Regions from separate parts of the Homo sapiens genome. Here region 2 is linked to region 1. A link is a loop called in an ENCODE intact Hi-C map of the cell type or tissue named here. Cell type or tissue: psoas muscle. All regions are shown on one strand.

Region 1 (2,500 bases):
TAAAGCAGCAGCAGGGTTTGAAAGGACTGACTCCAATTTGGAGAAAAGTTCTATTGTGTGTAAGAAGCTATCAAACACCGTTACAAGCTACAAATACATCTTTTATGAAAGGAAGAGTCTATCGATGCAGAAACTTCACTGATGTCTTATTTCAAGAAACTGTCACAGCCCCAACCTTCAGCAACCACCACTCTGATCAGTCAGCAGTGATCAACATTAAGGTAAGCCCCTCCACCAGCAAAAAGAATACAACTTACTGAGGTTCAGATGATTGTTAGCACTTTTTAGCAATGAAGTATTTTTAAATTAAGGTATATACATTGGTTTTTAAGATATAATGCTATTGCACACTTAACAGACTATGGTACAGTATAAACATAACTTTTACATGCACTGGGAAACCAAAAGATCTGTGTGACTTGCTTTAATGCAATATTTACTTTATTGCAATGGTCTAGAACCAAACCTGCAATATCTCCAAGAGAAGCCTGTATATCTGGGAGGAGAAGTATGGCTCATATAATAACTCTAATTTTTTGAGGGTTCCAATTTCTCTACATGTTTGTCAAAACTTGTTATTGTCTGTCTTTTTTATTTTAGTCATCCTAGTGGGTATGAAGTGATATCTCACTGTGGTTGTGATCTGCATTTCCCTGAGGACTAATAACGTTGAGTATCTCCTTATGTACTTATTGCCATTTCTATTATATGTCTTCTCTGGGGAAAAAAAAGTATTATATATTCAAATCCTTTACCTATTTTTAAGTTTGGATATTTGTCTTTTTATTGTTGCACTGTAAGTGTTCCTTATACATTCTGGATACTAAACTGTAACCAGACACATGATCTGCAAAACATTTTCTCCCATCCTGTGGGTCACTCTTTTTATTTTTATTTATTTTTTAAAAACAGCATTCATTGATTTTTTTTTCCTGAAAATTAAACAGGTTTTGATAAAAACTTGGTGACACTTAACAGTGAATTTTCTGATTTCTTCTGGAAACCATACCTAGTAACATGAATAGAAAAAAATCTTTGCATCCTGAGCAAAGGAGACAGAAAAAAAAATCCCCATAAATTCCATATTATGTGTAAGTATGGCTAAAGGCAACTGAGAATAGTAAAATCTACACAGGAAGACGTAAGTGTGTGACAGGGAATAACCAGAACAAAGCTTAATGTGGCAGCTGTGCAAATTCTCAAACAACTAATCACTCCCAAAAGGAGAGGGCTTCATCCTTCATACGAACTATTCTTAAAACAATATAATAGAATCTTGCTTCATGGTTTCAACAGAGAGGAATTTTTATATTACATAGCCAAAGAACTGGTTTTACAACCTCAGCAATTATTTATAGAATAAAATCTTCAAATTAAAAACAATCTCAAATTTGACTTTCTGAGTATGTGAAATAACCTAGGCAAGAATACTGAAAATGGCGTTTCATTCACCAAATATTTTTTGAGCACCTTTTATATGTCAGGTACTATTACAGGTATTGGAAAACAACAATGGACAAAACACACAAAAAATCCCCAATGTCACAGAATTTACAGCCCGATGGAGCAAACAACACATGAAATGAAAAAGCAAAATATACATAGAAAGTTACTGTTATGGAGAGAAATAAAGTAGAAAAGGGGATAGGTAGTATCAGTTAAAGGCCGTGATTTTAAATAGGATGGTGAAGTAGGGCTTCACCAAGAAGGTTACATAAGCAAAGACCTGAAATACACAGGGAAGAAAAAATCCAGGTATCCAGGGAAGAGCATTTCAGGCAGAGTAAATGCAAAATCCTAAAATAGAGTCATGCTTGGCCTGAGTTACTAAGCAAGTAGATGTGGTTAGAGCACAGTAAAGAAGAAAACAGTAGAAGTAATAATTAGGACCAGATAATATAAGATCTTGAAGCCACCATAAGGACTTCAGTTTTGCTTTAGGTCCGACAGGGAGCCACTTAGAATGTTGATGAGAAGAGCGGCATGATTTAACTTATGTTTCTAAGGATCACTTTGAATGCTGTATAGCTATAGGGCTGTAGGAAGTGAAAGCAGGAAGACTGGTTAGAAAGCTAGCAAAATCAACTACAAAGGGGGATAGGTCATGCCAGAGATGCTGATAGCTCGGATCAGGGTGGTAATGCAGCAAGGGTGGTGGTAAGCAGTAGTCAGATCTGGAGTATATTTTTAGGCACAAGCTATGGGGACCAGAAGAAAATGAAAGAATGAATTCAACAAAGAAGCCCAATAATGGGGTAGGGCAGGTGGTAAACTGTCAAAAAGAAGAAAAGAGAGATGATAAAAAGAAAAAAGGATAGAAAAATAAGGGAAAACAGAAAGTACAAAAAAAATTAAGACAAAAGAATGAACCAAAGAAAGAAGGGGGAAAAAAATGAAAGAAATTATTAGAGGCGGTAAGGAAATAGAAAGGCCTCCACAAATTGAGAAAATACAAAAATATTATGGAAACATAAGACAAAATCATACAACAAACTTTTAC
Region 2 (2,500 bases), 55 kb after region 1:
ACTGTGAAACCCTGTCTCTACTGAAAATACAAAAAAAAAGTTAGTCAGGTGTGGTGGCGGGCACCTGTAGTCCCAACTACTTGGGAGGCTGAGGCAGGAGAATGGCGTGAACCTCGGAGGCGGAACTTGCAGTAAGCCGAGATCTCACCACTGCACTACAGCCTGGGCGACAGAGTGAGACTCCATCTCAAAAAAAAAATGAATGAAATCATGACATATACAGCAACGTGGATGGAACTAGAGGTCATTATCTTAGGTTAAACAAACCAGGCACACAAAGACAAGTATGATGTTCTGACTCATAAGTGTGTTCTAAACAAACGTGTTCACACAGATGCAGAGTGGAATGATACATAATGGAGTGGAAGAATGAGGAGGTGGGAGGATGATGAGAAATTCGTTAATGAGGACAAAGAACGTTATTCAGGTGATGGATACCTTAAAAGCCCTCACTTGACTGCAGCATAATCTATGCATGTAACAAAACTGCATATGTACCCATAAATTTGTACAAATAAAAAGTAAAAATAAATAAAAATATCATCTAAAATAGCATTACAAATATGAAATATTTAAGGATAAACCTAACACCAAAAAATACAAATCACTGCTGAGAGAATCAAAGAATGCTTAATACACGGAGACAAACCAGAACCACAGATGAGAAGATTCATATTGTAAACATGTCAGTTCTCCCTGAAATAATATATAGATTCAACACAAAATCCCAAGTCTTTTTGTAGAAATTGACAAGCTAGTTCTAAAATTTTTATGGAAATAGAAAGGGTTCAGAATAGCCAGGATAACTATAAATTTTTTTAAAAAAGACCAAATTTCGGCCAGGCGCGGTGGCTCACGCCTGTAATCCCAGCACTTTGGTAGGCCAAGGCGGGCAGATCACAAGGTCAGGAGATCGAGACCATCCTGGCTAACGCGGTGAAACCCCATCTCTACTAAAAAAATACAAAAAAATTAGCCGGGCGTGGTGGCGGGTGCCTGTAGTCCCAGCTACTCGGGAGGCTGAGGCAGGAGAATGGTGTGAACCCAGGAGGCGGAGCTTGTAGTGAGCCAAGATCGAGCCACTGCACTCCAGCCTGGGTGACAGAGCAAGACTCTGTCTCAAAAAAAAGACCAAGTTTAAAGTATCACACTAGCTGATTTCAATCCTCGGTATAAAGACATGAAGCTAGATCAATGGAATGTGGCTAGGAAATTGACTTAAACATTTATGGTCAATTGATTTTCAACAAAGGGAAAAAAGTAGTCTTTCCACACACTGTTAGATCAATTGCACATTAATATGCAAAGAAATGAAACTTGACTCTTACAACATATGTAAAACTTAACTCGAAATTGTTCACAGACCTAAATGTAAGAGGTAAAAAGATAAAATCTCCAGGAAAAAAAAAGTAAAAATCTTTGTTACCTTGGATTAGGTAAAGATTCTTAGATAGGACATAAAAAGTATGAACTATAAAAGAACCTGTTAAGAAAAAGACATAAACTGACAGAAAATATTTGTAAAGTACATATCTGATTAAGGACTGTTATATAAAGAATTATAGAATTCTTACAATATTAAAAAGGTAAACCTGAACATTTAACCAGACTATATGGATGACAAAAACAAAAGCCACAAAAGATACTCAACATCATTAACCACTAGAGAAATGCAAATTAAAGGCCAGGCGCAGCGGCTCATGCTTGTAATCCCAGCACTTTGGGAGGCCGAAGCAGGTCAATCACCTGAGGTCAGGAGTTCGAGACCAGCCTGACCAACATGGCAAAACCCCATGTCTACTAAAAATACAACATTAGCTGGGCATGGTGGCGCATGCCCATATCCCAGCTACTTGGCAGGCTGAGGCAGGAGAATCTCTTGAACCCAGCAGGCAGAGGTTGCGGTAAGCCAAGATCATGCCATTGCACTCCAGCCTGGGCGACAAGAGCGAAACTCCGTCTCAAAAACAAAAAAAGAGAAATGCAAATTAAAACAATGATATATTTCTACACGCCTACCATGAAGGCTACAATTAGGAAGACTCACTACACCAAATGCTGATGAGAATGTGGAGCAATTGGAACTCTCATATACTGCTGGTGGGAATGCAGTATGGTAGAATTACTTTGGAAGACAGTCTGGAAGTTTTTTATAAAGTTAAACATACTTACCATACAAGTCAGCAATCCCACAATAGATATCTATTTAAAAGTGTTCGACCCTAGTTATTTTGTCCAAGATGTACATGAAGTTTCACTATTTACATTTTCCCTGTGGAGCCATCAGCAGTGTTTAAAAAAAAATTTTTTTAATCTCCTTCAAGTACTTGGGGAAGCCTGCCCACCTTAAACCTGAAGCAACATTAAATTACAAGAACTACACACCATCTAGAACAATTTTCCAAACCTCAAGCTGAGACTCATTAGTGCGTACTCTACCAGTTCAACACCAACAGTTGTAACAATATGAAAAAAAACAGAATGCATCCCATCTAGTAAG

The links. Peaks named below come from ENCODE experiments on the same cell type or tissue, not always from the same donor. Only the 100,000 strongest peaks of a DNase experiment are listed, where the experiment ranks them.
Region 2: a loop joins it to region 1, with 2.3 times the contacts of the local background. A loop is called at or near these places in 10 of 110 quality-filtered maps.

Annotation. Positions count from the first base shown.
Region 1 is chr1:167,996,076-167,998,575 of GRCh38, reverse strand. All of the region lies in intron 7 of DCAF6 (DDB1 and CUL4 associated factor 6), which reads right to left. Among named protein-coding and RNA genes, the nearest start is that of MIR1255B2, 1.3 kb to the left of the region's middle. RefSeq lists an enhancer at 2,117-2,176. In psoas muscle, no CTCF peak of the experiment used is centred here; no DNase peak of the experiment used is centred here.
Region 2 is chr1:167,941,546-167,944,045 of GRCh38, reverse strand. All of the region lies in intron 1 of DCAF6 (DDB1 and CUL4 associated factor 6), which reads right to left. Among named protein-coding and RNA genes, the nearest start is that of MPC2, 5.7 kb to the right of the region's middle. In psoas muscle, no CTCF peak of the experiment used is centred here; no DNase peak of the experiment used is centred here; H3K4me3 peaks cover 697 bases; H3K27ac peaks cover 926 bases.